Regions from separate parts of the Homo sapiens genome. Here region 2 is linked to region 1. Evidence: read pairs that join two places in POLR2A ChIA-PET (ENCODE). Cell type or tissue: OCI-LY7. All regions are shown on one strand. Each heading gives the region's core, and the rest is flanking DNA. Links, peaks and the distances in the headings are about the cores only.

Region 1 (7,456 bases), core at 851-5,850:
CCGAAGGTCTCCAGGACCCAGCAGACAACACTGCCCCCCTGCTATGGTTTTGAAGTGTCTTTTTCTGTACTCAGCCCTTACGTGGTTGCTATAAACATTAGACTATTTTTTAAAGTAGTTACAAATGGTTGGTTTGTTTGTTTGTTTGTTTGTTTGTTTTTTGAGACGGAGTCTCGCTCTGTCGCCCAGGCTGGAGTGCAATGGTACGATCTCGGCTCACTGTAACCTCTGCCTCCCGGGTTCAAGCGATTTTCCTGCCTCAGCCTCCCGAGTAGCTGGGATTACAAGCACCCCCGCCACCGACCGCACCCAGCTAATTTTTGTATTTTTAGTAGAGACAGGGTTTCATCACGTTGGCCAGGCTGGTCTCAAACTCCTGGCCTCAAGTGATCCACCCACCTCGGCCTCCCAAAGGGATTACAGGCGTGAGCCACTGCAACCTCCACCTCCTGGGCTCAATAGAAACATTTTTTTTTAAGTTTCTGCTGTAAAAAAATATATTTCTGTTGAGCCTAGGAGGTGGAGGTTGCAGTGAACCAAGATTACACCACTGCTCTCCAGCCTGGGTGACAGAGTGAGACCCTGTCTCCAAAAAAAGAAAGTTTCTGTTGGGGGAGAAGAGCTTGGAGGGTCATACTCTGCCATTGTGCTGACGTTGCTGTATTTGTTTTTACATTCAAACTTTCTTTTGTAATAAAATATATCTTGAAAAGCATCAGTGGTGGTGTGGCTTTATTCATTTTTAGTTTGAGAATATGCACATTTTCTTCCTAATATTTGGCAGTTTGAAATAATCAAAAGGCTCAGGACCCAGTTAAGAGAGTTTATTCAAGTGCACTGTCAGGGTGGCCATCTCAGGACACGTGGACACCAAAGAATGGTGATTGGTGCTCCTGGTGTCCTGGTGTGGGGAAAAGTGAGGGCTGCTTATGAGGTCAAAAATGGAAGTGTTGAATGGAATCACAGCATTTTCCATAGAGAGGCTAACATGCAGATATAAGATTTGATTGGCTACTATCGATTCCACGCTAAGGGGGTGGCTTAACATCCTATTGTAGGGAGATAACAACCACAAGGTCTCCAGCATCATTTTGTGTAGGTTTGAATGAAGAATGGGAAGTCTGGTTGGCATGTAACATCTCAACACAAAAGTCAGGAAGCAATGGTCATGCACCAGAGGAAAAGAACGGTCATGTTATATGACTCAGTTTGCAGGGCTTAACTTTTATTCTTAGCACAGTACATTTGGAAGGTGCTAAAATTTTATCTCTTTTCACATACGGCAGGCGGATACATCAGTGTCCCAGGCGGGGCTGGCTATGCTTTAGAGTACTGGCTGTCCCTGTGTTCTCTACTGTCTATCAAGTGGTACCCAATCTCCTACCACAAAGGGCTCGAGGTTTTCAGCCAGACAACAGTGTGTGTGCCTTGATTTGCAGCTCAGATAAATATCTTCTCATAGTCAGTTCAGCTGAAAAACATTTATTGAGTACTATATGTCAAGTACGGCAGAACACATGGGGGTATAACTGAGGACATAGAGGATCCATGCTAGAGGAATGTACTTCCAGTGAGAGAACAGACGGTAGGCAAACAATTTTAGGACAATGGGGAGCTGCCATGATGGAGGCATGTAGATGGTCCTGTGGGAGCACAGAGCAGGAACTTCCTGGAACTGAGCATTTTTGTTTGTTTGTTTGAGACAAGGTCTTACTCTGTTGCCCAGGCTAGATGCAGTGGTGCCATCACAGCTCACTGTAACCTCCAACTCCTGGGCTCAAGCGATCCTTCTGCCTTAGTGTCCTGAGTAGCTAGGAATACAGGCATGCACCACCACACCTGGATAATTTTTAAAATTTTCTGCCGACAGAGGGTCTCACTATATTGCCCAGGCTGGTCTCAAACTCCTGGCCTCAAGAAATCCTTTTATCTTGACCTCCCAAAGTGCTGGAATGACAGGAGTAAGTCACCGGCCTCAGCCCTGGGAGCTGAGTCTTGATGAGAAGTTAGCTAAATGAAGAAGGAAGGGCCACCAGATGAAAAATTCATAACAAAGCCTGAATGAAAACTCGGGATTTCGGAGTCCTGGTCCAGTGTTTTTCTTACTTATCTGGGTTTTCAGAATCTCGTCTAGAAGAGACTCATATTCTTGTTTAATCTGGCAGGGCTTTTTTTCTTGTAAGGTTTGTTGGGAAATGAGGTATTTTGACCTGCTTGACTGATTCACCTACTAAAAGGATTATATAGTCACTGCTCTAGAAAACCACTTCCTCAGTGAGAATGTGGTCCCGTAGATTGTGCGTCCTGGTTTTTCACACATTATTATCATTCTTTTTTGTTTGTTTGTTTCAGACGGAGTCTCGCTCTGTCACCCAGGCTGGAGTGCAGTGGTGCGATCTTGGCTCACTGCAACCTCTGCCTCCCAGGTTCAAGCAATTCTCATGTCTCAGCCTCCCAAGTAGCTGGGACTACAGGCATGCACCACCATGCCCAGCTAATTTTTAAATTTTTAGTAGAGACAGGGTTTCGCCATGTTGGCCAGGCTGGTCTTGAACTCCTGACCTCAGGTGATCCACCCACCTTGGCCTCCCAAAGTGCTGGGATTACAGGCGTGAGCCGCCACACCCAGCCTATTATTTATTATTCTAACCTGTGTTCCAACACACTTCAATGACCTGCTTGTTGAATGGCTTTCAGAAGGGAGGCTTTGCCTTTCTTCCTGGGATAGAGTCATCTGAGTTTGTCTTGGCTCAGTTCTAAGTGACTGGTCTCTTTACCTGTCATCCCCATTGCCAGCTTAGATCTAGGCAGCATCCCATGAGACTCAATCCTTCCTGGAATCAGATGAGTGGACAGTGGGGTGGGCCCTGCCAGCCCAGCCAAACAGTCAGATCCTCTCCCTGAGGATCTGGAATAGGGATGCTTCCAGTTCCGGGGACTGACTTGATTAGCTATAGGTTCCAAGTACAGTTATGTAGAGTCAAGTTTCATGGTGAGGCTTACTTAGACAAAGCAATAAGCAAACTGAAGTTGTGAAGGAGCAGAAACCCTGAACAGCAAGGGGAAGCCAGCCCATAGGGAGGATATGGGAGCAGGTGTACAGAGAGAAGCCAAGATGAGAGATGATGTGGCTTGAGAAACGGTTGCCATTCATTCTCTGGTTCCCTGGAGACCCAGCTGCACTTCCTACAGCTGGGTTCTGTTACATCGCTCTGTGTCTTGTACAATAAACCTTTTGCTTGAGCTGGCTTGCGTGGGTTTCTGATCCTTCAACAAAAACTTCCTGTGATTCTAGCAGTCCCAAATCGATTTCTCCCCAGATCTTTCAGCTGACATGATTTCTTCCCCTTTTGTTACCTAGTCTATGAGAATGAAGGAGATTCTGTCGGCATCAGTGATTTTCTTTTTCCAGCTATTGCAAAGGTATTTTACATTTGCTAGGGGTTAGAGGCAATGACTCGGTACTTTCTCCAACACAGGGGGAGCAGATTCATCGGTGAAGTCAATGATGGCCACTTACAAGCAGTTCCACATAAGCAGTGTATTGTAACACAGAAGTATTGAATAATTGAAAGCATAACCATACTAATAGGATCTTTGCCTGGCTACATGATAGCCATGAGAAATATCAGACCACGAGCCAGGGAGACAAGGTGCATAGTTCCAACCTTGCCTCTAATTGGCTGCGTGATTAAAGGCATCAGGGGCGTTCAGTGCACCTTGGGGTTTCAGCGGCCTCCTCCCCTTGCTCACAGGCTCAAATGAGACAAGGTATATGAAAGCAGTTTGAAAAGGTACAGAGTGCCTTACCCTGAGATATGTGAAGGACTATATTTAGTTACTGGGAGCTGGAAGGGCCTAATGTCTTTCCCACATGTCCTATCAAAGACACATGTGCAGGACAGCTGGTGAATACAGATCGGTGAAGTGCTGACCCTGGCTGTGCTTTGGAATCACAGTGGTGCTTTACAGACCCAGAGGGGCCGCCTTACCCAGTCTCTCTGAATCTGAAGCTTCTTGAGCAATGCTTGGCAGCCAGGGCTGAGAATCTCTTCTGCTGCCCTGTCTCCAAGTTAGGCGCCGAACTCTGGGAGTCAGCAGGCCTATGTTGGCTTCTGACGCTTGGATGTCCCGCCCAGCCCCTGGAGGTCAGAGCCCAGTGAAGAGACAGCAGGAGCCAGAGCCCCAAGCTGAGCACAGACACTTACTCATCCTCCCCCTCGCTGGCCACACTAATGGGAATAGTTGGGAGAGAAACTCTTCAGTGCTAACAGGCTGCAGCTGCTGTTGTGGCAGCAGCCAGGTGGTGAGTCGGCACAGTCGATGCCTGGCTTAATTTGCAGCAGGAAGCGGGGCTGGGGACAGTCTGCTTCCTCTGCCTCTCTTTGTCCCCAGCAGAGCCCTGCCTCCTGGTGAGCGGTGCAGCTGGGAGAGGTAATTGGATTTGATGAACATCTAGCTCTATGGAGACAGAACACTTTAGGTTTTCCCATGAAGGTCAAAGGCAGGCCAGATAGTTTTAAGATTTGACCTCTGGCATCTGAAAAGACAAATAATGGAATTTTTTTTTTTTTTTAGTGAGTTTGTGGTTGAAATTTTGGCTATTTCAAATGGGTAGGAGGGTACACAAAATGACTGAATTTAACCCCTGAGAATAAATTCTGGACTGATCTAGAATCTTCTGGAGAATGGCCTGGCCCTTCCCACCTCTCTAGCCTCATGTCTTACACCTCACGGATACACTGGCATCTTCCAGGCACGGGCCCACCCCACACTTCCACTTCTGGAAATGTGTTTTTTTCTCTGTATAGGTTGACTTTATCCTAACTACCCATTTTGCTGGGCCAACCCCTGTATATCCTTCCAAACTCAGTTTGAGACACTTTTCCAGGCAGGTGCTCTGCCTCCTCCCTGTGTGAATTTGCATCATAGAAGATCCTGTGTGCAGCTTGCTTGGATCCCTTCTGCCATGCACTGCTGCAGAGGGGGCAAATACTGAGCCGCTCCAAGTCACATTCTCTTTGCATCTAAGATGGGACTAGTAATACCCATCCCTTAATGATGTGGCAAGGATGAAGTTGACTCATTTGTACCCAGTGTTTAAAATGCCATCTGATAGTTAGTAAATGTTTGAATAATTGAAAGCATAACCATACTAATAGGATCTTTGCCTGGCTACATGATAGCCATGAGAAATATCAGACCACGAGCCAGGGAGACAAGGTGCATAGTTCCAATCAACAAGTGATTGCTACTGTTCCTCTTCTGGGATGACAGGTTTCCACATCTGCCTCCGGGGACTAGCTCAGGCCCTGCACTTAGTGTGGGTCCAGTAAGGGTCTGACAAGGACTACTTGAGGGAGAAAGAACCTGATAAGTTTCTTAAAATCATCAATAATTATAATCCGTTTTTTTGAGCTGATTGTCATTTCTGCCCAATTATTAGGCAGTGCTGTAATGTATGCAAACATAACATTTACATAATACTTTCTGTGTAAGTGGCATGTTCTAAGTAGAGTAACTTAATATAGTAACCCTATGAGCAAGTCTTATTAACTTTAATTTCATCATTTGCAGTTTGCAAATGAGGAGCAGCCTGGTTCCGGAACTGGTGGCTCTGATCGCTACACCACAGTGTAGTTGCTAGAAATGCAATGAAAGCTCATCCGAGTGAAAAAGGCCCAGCCAAGCTCAGGCCCCTGGAGGCCAGAATGGAGTGGGCTTTGGTCTTGGATGGGAAGCACGTCTGTCAGAGAAGGCAGCACAGTTCAGGAAAATACCCCTGGCCAACATTCTCAGATGAAGCCCCTCAAAACAAGCAGCTTAGGAAGCTCACAGGGCAGAGGAACAAGTGTGCGGGTGGACAGGGCTGGGCAGGGAGAACAGAGCCTTAGTGCCCTCCCCTGGAGGAGGCACAGAACCTCCCCACATGGTCCTCCCTTAGCCTCAGTCACCAGCTGAGAGAACAGCCTCTTAAAATTGCACCCTCTGCCTGCCTTTGTCTCCCATTTTGTGACCCTGAGAAGTCAGGCATCTCTCTCACAGTGTCAGTGTGGCTTTAGAAACGCTGTTTTGTGTCCTTGTTGTTGTGTGCACTTTTTGTGGACACCTATGCCCTGGAAGGTGCCCCAGTCGCATGTTGTATTAACTGCGTCTTTTTATTTTCTGTATTCTGATGCTTTGCTGTTTTAGGGCCTTGCTGTCTTGGCGGGAGTCCCCCCTCCCAGGGCTAATTACTAGAGAAAGTCAAGGGCTGGCCTGAGAGCGCACCTTTCATATGCAAACCAACCAATCTAGAATGCCTACCAGCGACACTTCCTCTATTGCACTTACACTCCTGACCAGGCCATGATTCCCTGCCCTCATCACCCCAGGGCCAGGTAGCAAACAACTAGGCACAGTCCCTATACCCCAGAGCTTGCTGAAATTACTCAGACAAGCCAATCCTCAACCCGCTTGCCCTGTTTTGCATGCTCTTTCCCTTGGAAACCACAATAGAGAGCCTTGCCCATGGTTTTCCCCTCTCCCTCTGTCTTCAACCAACTCTAGTGCTTGCCTGTGTGCCCCGTGTGGAGGAGTGAGTGCCTCCTCCTCTTGGTAATTGCAACAAGCCACCTTATCAATGGCAGTCTTCTGATCTGTTGGCATCATCAGACCTGAATAATGATAAAATCTACATTTCAAAACATATATGTATTGCCCTAGAATTGCGTTTGGGAAAAACTCAAACTGTTTCTGTCAGGCCTCTGAGCCCAAGCCAAGCCATCGCATCCCCTGTGACTTGCACGTATATATATGCCCAGATGGCCTGAAGTAACTGAAGAATCACAAAAGAAGTGAAAATCCCTGCCCCGCCTTAACTGATGACATTCCACCACAAAAGAAGTGAAAATGGCCGGTCCTTGCCTTAAGTGATGACATTACTTTGTGAAAGTCCTTTTCCTGGCTCATCCTGGCTCAAAAAGCTCCCCCACTGAGCACCTTGCAACCCCCACTCCTGCCCGCCAGAGAACAAACCCCCTTTGACTGTAATTTTCCTTTACCTGCCCAAATCTTATAAAACGGCCCCACCCCTATCTCCCTTGGCTGACTCTCTTTTCGGACTCAGCCCGCCTGCGCCCAGGTGAAATCAACAGCCATGTTGCTCACACAAAGCCTGTTTGGTGGTCTCTTCACATGGACGCGAGTGAAAGTTTCTTCTCTCTTACATCACAACAATTTAATGCGACCCAATGTGGAGGGGATTTCTTCCCACCACCAAGCAAGCCATCGGTTCTGTAGTGGACACCAACTGGGTGTCCTCCAATTCAATTCCCACACTGTCTACCTGGAGAGAGCATCAGACCCCACAGGTTGAGGGCTCAGTCCCCAAGACTGCCCCCCACCCCAGACACCAGTCTCAAGTCTGGGCTTCTGGAACTCTGACCCACCAGCTTCAAGTTGGGGTTCCCATGAC
Region 2 (7,456 bases), core at 1,571-6,570, 350 kb before region 1:
CTAGTCCAATCATTAGCACGGGATTGTGTTAATGGCAGTTTTCTGGACGGAAACTCCAGGATACCCTGCTGCTAATGAGTCCGCGGACGCCATGATTTCTCCCCTTCCCAACTTTATTTTCTGTTCCTTGACTTACATTAGGGACATTCTAATGCACTTTCCTTTTGTTTAAGCTGGCTGGGGTTGGTTTCTGATGTTTGCAACCAAAGTAGCCTTAATAAAGATTGAATAAGGTGGGGAAATGGTTATATGTAGTTCTATGGGACATGCAGGACACCATCGGTTTCAGCTTTTGCTGCATAATTCACTCCAAAACTCAGTGGTTTAAAACAGCTAAGATTTATTATTTCTTATGATTCTGAGGGTTAGCTGGGCAGTTCCTCCGCAGTTGGATTCTGATGGAGAGACAGCAGGGCTGGAAGTTTCAAGATGACCTCCTGATATAGTTGGGATAATTCCTCCAAATCTGAAGTTGAAATTGATCCCCAATGTTGGAGGTGGGGCCTAGTGGGAAGTGTGTGGGTCATGGGGGCAGATCCCTCATGCATGGCTTGGTGCCATTCTTCAGTAACGAGTGAGTTCTCACTCTTTTAGTTTGCATGAGAGCTTGTTGTTCAAAAAGAGCCTGGCATGTCCTCCTCTCTCTCTCTCACTCCCTTTCTCTCTCCATGTGACATGACAGCTCCCCTTCCCCTTCCACCATGATTGGAAGCTCCCTGAGGCCTCACCAGAAGCAGATGCTGACACTGTGCTTCCTGTATAGCCTGCAGAACCATGAGCCAAATAAACCTGTTTTATTTATAAATTACCCAGCCTCCGGTATTCCTTTATAACAGCACAAAACAAACTAGTACACCTCCCTTACATAACTGGCAGTGGGGTGGGCTGTGGGCTGGGCCGTCTTGGTCACATCCTCCAGAAGCCTGGACTGGCATCTCAAGGTCATATACATCTCCTGCTGCATTCTCACGTTCAAAGAAATCACAAGGCTAAGAGTCAAGGGAGAGAAATGAACTTCCCTTCTGCATAAGAGGAGCAGCAAATTCACATTCCAAAAGGGATTGCATACCGGGTGAAGGAATTTGCGGGCATATTTTACAATCTTCAACACAACACACACACACACACACACACACAAATATAAGGGCACTCTGGGAGGCCAAGGCAGGCGGATCACCTGAGGTCAGGAGTTCAAGACCAACCTGGCCAACATGGCGAAACCTCATTTTTACTAAAAATACAAAAATTAGCTGGACTTGGTGGTGCATGCTTGTAGTCCCAGCTACTCCGGAGGCTGACAGGAGAATTACTTGAACCTGAGAGGCAGAGGTAAGCTGAGATCATACCACTGCACTCTAACCTGAGCGACTGCACCCTATTTACAAGAGAGGCTTGCAAATATCTGGCTTTTCTAGGTTCTACACTGGCATGGGAATTCATAAAAAGTGTCAAGTAGATAGCGGATGTCTCCTGAGTATGTTTGTATTTGGAAGGGGCAGTCGGGGGCTGGGGACGGGGGGAGAGAGAGGGAGAGAGAACAGCACCATCCAGAGACAAATGGGAAGGAGAGGGCAGTGGATGGAAGGAGCACTGTGTGGGAGGAGTGGGTACAGAGCACGTGAATTGGGGAGGAGTCAGGAGGAGTGGGTACACAGCATGTGAGTTGGAAGATCAGCTTTTTCTCAGAAGCAAGGAAGAGGGAAGTTGAGGAAGCCCTCGGAGGATGGCCTCCCCTGGCTCAGAAGAAGAAAATTATTGAGATAGGATGGGCTGGCAAGCTGAGGGAGTGATAGTGCCAGAGGCTTAGGGTGGAAGGGCTCCAAGAGGTTCAGCCACACCCCCCGAGAGGTGGACAGCCTTCATGTCCCTGTGAGGCTGCCTGTTCTGCTCCTGGCCAGACTCGGTCGCCAGCAGATTTTCTCATGTGGAATCTGTATGCCTGTGTGGCAAATATCTATTGTTTATCTTTCAGGAGTGCAGCTCCAGGCCCTTTTTTTTTGGAGATGGAGTCTCACTCTGTCGCCCAGGCTGGAGTGCAGTGGCGCGATCTTGGCTCACTGCAACTCCCCTTCCTGAGTTCAAGCTATTCCCCTGCCTCAGCCTCCTGAGTAGCTGGGACTACAGGCACCTGCCACCATGCCCGGCTAGATTTTGTATTTTTAGTAGAGACAGAGTTTCACCATGTTGGCCACGCTGGTCTTGAACTCCTGACCTCAGGTGATCCATCTGCCTCGGCCTCTCAAAGTGCTGGGATTACAGCATGAGCCACTGTGCCTGGCCAGATCTTCCTTTCTATTGGCTCCCCAATCTCCATCAGAGGAAGATGCCCCTCCTCGCCCAGGGCTGCCTCCCATCCAGGGCTTCCTCTGCCAAAATTGAGGGCACAGATCCTCCCTCTCCTGCCTATGCCTGGATCTTGCAGCCTGGTTTCTGGAGTCCCCTTGGTTTCTCTTAAATTTCCACCCTTTCCATTTTTTCTGTGAGCCTCTTAGGCCAGGGGTTCTGGTACCATCTATGGCCTGTTAGGTTCTGAGCCGCATTGCAAGAGGTGAGCGGCATGTGAACAATTACCACCTGAGCTCAGCCTCCTGTCAGATCAGCAGCAGGATTAGATTCTCATAGGAGTGCGAACCCTTTTATGAACTGTGCATGCGAGGGATCTAAGTTGCGCACTCCTTATGAGAATCTGTCTAATGCCTGATGATCTAAGGTGGAACAGTTTCATCACTAAACCACGCTGCCTTGCTGCCCCACATCTGTAGAAAAATTGTCTTCCACGAAACTAGTCCTTGGTGCCAACAAGGTTGGGGACCGCTGCCTTAGGTCATTCCTAAAAGTTCCCTCTAGCTTAAGAAACCAGTCCCAAGCCAGTAACATTTGCCACTGTTCTGTCTTTTAATCTTTGCTCATCGGTCCTCATCTCATCTGCAGAACAAATTGACACCCTCGTCCATTGTGGCTGTCCTTCAGTACTGTATGAACAAGGGCTCCTCTGGAGGGAGGCTTACCTCCTCTGTTCTAGAAATACGATCTTATAGGTTATGCTTATGACTATAGTAGATTTTTTAACAGCTAGACCTTACATATGGTCAATTATGTCCCAGAGAGGAGTCCTTCCCACCCCATGAGTGCTGTCCAGTTTGGTCTTTCTCATCAAGTTCTTGTTATTTTAACACAAAGGCAAATGTATAAATGGACACGTATTGCTTCATCTGCTCACTGCTCTTCCCTGTCCCCCTGTGGTTCTCCTGGGGCTGTCAACCCCAGCCTCCCACTCTGTCCCCATCTATAGGGAAAGGGAAGTGACCTGGGCTTGGCCAATCAGATCATCTTATGCCCCTGGCAACAGCTGCGCATGTGATGGAAGAATCTTTGTCTATAATTGGAATACCAAGAAGTTCTCTTTTGCTGGTGGTCTTTGGCTCAGACAATATAAGCTTGAGGCTATTAAGTGGCACTTTCTCCAGCTATAGGGAGGAAGTCCTTTTCCAGTGCGAGAAGAAGAGGCCAGCCTTCAGCAGGAAAGCAGAGCTCAAAGACAAAGAGAAGGAAAGAGAGTCCCAGTGACATTGGTTGAACCCCTGGCTCTAGCTCTGCCTGAGCCCACAAATATCCTTTCTGTTTAAGCTAGTTTGAATTTTTTTTGTCACTTCCAAGCGGATAAGTCCTGACATAATAATATGCTATTAGCTCATGTGGGAGCTGGCTGTTTAAAAGATCTTGGCATCCCTCTTGCTCCCTTTCTTGCCATGTGACATACCTGTTGCCTTTTCCCCTTCTGCTATGGCTGTGAGCTTCCTGGGCTTCCCCACCCAGAAGCAGATGCCAGCACTGTGCTTCTTGTACAGCCTGCAGAACTATGAGCCAAAAAAACCTCCTTTTTTTTTTTTGTAAATAAGTTACCCAATTTCTGGAATTCCTTTATATCAACACAAAATGGACTAGTTTACAGAAGATAAGACATATTAAATATCTTAATTGGAATCAATATCTAAATGTGCTTAGATTCATTTTGAATTGAGGAGGAGTATAAAGAAACCGTAAGAACGGATACAAATTAAAATAAAAGAATTTTTGTTTCCATTATTTCTGTGGTAGCTGCTATTATCTTAAGTCCTCAAGCGAAGGTAAGGTAAAGAATGCTAACATAGCCCTGCCACATCAACAGTTGCCCCCTGCGCCCTTCTGCGAAGTATCAGCCAGCAGTGACGGTCACAGTTGTGCAGTTTGAGGGATGTAATCAGCACCCTTTCCCAATGCAGCACGTGAAATACTCAGCTTTGAAATGTTGTTATTGGACTGAAGAAGTGATTTCAGAAAACTTTTCACAGTGGGCATCTTTGTGTGGAATGAAGACAGGTGACAATGTCAGGAACCCTACTGTCCACGGCCTTGACCCAGCTGCTACGTTCCAGTGAGGATTCAATTCCATGCACATCAGTGAAAGCTTGCTGTATCCCTGGCTATGCTGAGGGCAGGAAATGTAAAAGACGCAGGTCTCAAACTTTAGGTTTATTTATTTATGTATTTATTTATTTATTTTTGAGACGGAGTCTTGCTCCGTCACCCAGGCCAGAGGGCAGTGGCATGATCTCGACTCACTGCAACCTCCGTCTCCCTGGGTCAAGCTATTCTCCTGCCTCAGCCTCCCAAGTAGCTGGGATTACAGGCTCACGCTGACATGCTGGGCTAATTTTTGTATTTTTAATAGAGACGAGGTTTCGCCATGTTGGCCAGGCTGGTCTTGAACTCCTGACCTCAGGCGATCCGCCTTCCTCAGCCTCTCTAAGTGCTGGGATTACAGACATGAGCCACCGTGCTGGGGCCCTTTTAGACTCATTTAAAGCTCAGTGGTTCCCAACTTTTGGGGGTCATATACTCTTTTGAGAATATGATCAAACTTATGGACTTTCTCCCCAGAAAAAATAAATGTACACACAAAACATTTGCCTGCCTGTAACCCTCCCCCATGCTGGCTTATGGATCCCAGGAAAAGAACCTAGGTGCTCTGTTCCACAGACAAACAACATGTAATTAGATGACTAATAGTACTAGCATCCAATGCCTTCTCAATGTCAGGCATTTTACTCATATCAGCTCAATTAATTCTCATAGCAACTCTGTGAGAATTAGAAATAGAATCTATTATGTGCCCATTTTACAGATGATGAAATTGAGGACTAGACCTAATAAAGAATAAAGAACTCGATTAAGATTACACAGCTAGCAGTGGTGGAATTGGAGCTCAGAGATGGCTGACTCTGGAGTTAATAGTCATGTGAGGTTGGCCAAGGGATAATTGGCCAGGTGCTCCGAGGCAAAAAATAGAGAAGGTGGAGACTGTGCAGTCTGCCTCAAGGCAGAGCCAGACTGCCTGAGTTTGAATCTTGGTTTTGCCACTAACTACGTGACTTTGGTCAGGTAACTTCTCTATGCTTCAGTGTCCCTAGGCATGAAACAGAGATAATAACAGTTCCTGTGAAGACCAGATAAAATTGCAGCTTATGAAGTAGTGAGAACTGTGTCTGCATTGAATAAGCAATCAATAAATGGTAGCTCTTTTTATTGTTAAGCAGGATGACCCCAGTGCTTTGAGGATGGCTCCACATACGAAGGAAGAACGACAAAGAACAGATGTATCCAGAAACACAAGCAGAGAACTGGCTTAGGGTCTTCAAACTGCAGGTGAACAGTTGTCACTAGTACTATGTAATTTAGGATAGTGAGGAATGAAGAAAACTTGGGTTCCACAGTAGAATAGTTTGCTGGTGAGTTTCAAGAATGAGGTTTTGCCAGCCACGGTGGCTTGTGCCTATAATCCCACTACTTTACGAGGCCAAGGCGGGAGGACCACTTGAGGCCAGGAGTTCAAGACCAGCCTGGGCAATGTAACAAGACCCTGTCTCTTAAAAAATAAAAGATATTACCCAGGCATGGTGGAGCATGCCTGTAGTCCCAGCTACCCAGGAGGTTGAGGTGGGAGGATTGTTTGACCCCAGGATGTCGAGGCTGCAGTGAGCTATGATCACACCACTGCACTCCAACCTGGGTGTCACAGCAAGACCCATCTGTATAAAAAATGAGGTTTTAGCTGGGCGCAGTGGCTCATGCCTGTAATCCCAGCACTTTGGGAGGCCCACGGGGGTGAATCACCTGAGGTCAGGAGTTCAAGACCAGCCTGGCCAACATGGTGAAACCTCATCTCTACCAAAAAATACAAAAATTATTCAATCATGACTGGCGCATGCCTGTAGTCCCAGCTTCTCTGGAGGCTGAGACATGAGAATGGCTTGAACCCAGGAGGCAGAGGTTGCAGTGAGCCGAGATCGTGCCACTGCACTCCAGCCTGAGTGACAGAGTGAGACTGTGTCTCCAAATAAAATAACTAAAAATAAAAAATAAAAAAATGAGGTTTAATAAAGTGAGAGGGTAAACGTGAAATCTGGGAAGCTAAGGAATGTGTGAATAGTGAGGAAATGAATGTAGCTGGTATAAGTCACTCATTTAAAAAGTCTAATACAGAACCAGGCTTGTTATCATGCTGATCCCGTCATTGATGGATTAAAATAAATCAGGCCAGGCAAGGTGGCTCACGCCTGTAATCCCAGCAGTTTGGGAGGCCGAGGTGGGCAGATCACCTGAGGTCAGGAGTTTGAGACCAGCCTGACCAACATGGAGAAACCCCGTCTCTACTAAAAATACAAAATTAGCCAGGCGTGGTGGTGCATACCTGTAATCCCAGCTACTCGGGAGGCTGAGGCAGGAGAATCCCCTGAACCTGGTAGGCAGAGGTTGTGGTGAGCTGAGATGACACCATTGCACTCCAGCCTGGGCAACAAGAGCGAAACTCCATCTCAAAAAAATATATATATTTGTGTTTGTAAGAAAGTCACGTTGATAACTTTTTGGGGAATTATACTGCATTAGTATGCTAGAGCTGCCATAAAAAAGTAGCATAGACTGGGTGGCTTAAACAACAGAAATTTATTTCTCACAGTTCTGGCTGTGAAGTCCAAGAGCAAAGTGCCAGCATCGTTGGTTTCTGGCAAAGAGTTTTCTTCCTGGCTTGTAGATAGCCCCTATCTCCCTGTGTCCTCACATGGCTGAAAGAGAGTTCTGGGGTCTCTTCCTCTTCTTATGAGGGCATCAGCCCTATCAGATCAGGGCTTAAGTCTCATGACCTCATTCAACTTTAACACCTCCTCACAGGCCCCATCTCCAAATATATAGTCACATCGGAGGTCAGGGTTTCCACATAAGAATTTTGGATTAGCGCTTCAACATATGCAATTCAGTTCATTGCACATACTTTGACAGTTTTGGACATCTCATTGAGATGTCCAAGTGGACTCAACTTCCGGAACCAATTAAACTTAATTAACCAAAAAAGTGCACTTCCTGGCCAGGTAAGCCCAGTAGCACCTTTTCTTGGCTCCTGAAGTGAGTCTCAAATGCC

What was found. ChIA-PET counts read pairs that join two places held together with the same protein. Peaks named below come from ENCODE experiments on the same cell type or tissue, not always from the same donor. Only the 100,000 strongest peaks of a DNase experiment are listed, where the experiment ranks them.
Region 2: POLR2A ChIA-PET joins it to region 1 with 8 read pairs; 2 of 35 experiments call an interaction of 5 or more read pairs at or near these places.

Annotation. Positions count from the first base shown.
Region 1 is chr1:229,690,206-229,697,661 of GRCh38, forward strand. No RefSeq gene overlaps it. Among named protein-coding and RNA genes, the nearest start is that of URB2, 68 kb to the left of the region's middle. RefSeq lists an enhancer at 4,707-5,208. In OCI-LY7, for the core only: no CTCF peak of the experiment used is centred there; DNase peaks (open chromatin) are centred at 2,256, 3,126 and 4,336; H3K4me3 peaks cover 3,719 bases; H3K27ac peaks cover 4,402 bases.
Region 2 is chr1:229,344,414-229,351,869 of GRCh38, forward strand. No RefSeq gene overlaps it. Among named protein-coding and RNA genes, the nearest start is that of CCSAP, 5.1 kb to the left of the region's middle. RefSeq lists a silencer at 1-83. In OCI-LY7, for the core only: no CTCF peak of the experiment used is centred there; no DNase peak of the experiment used is centred there.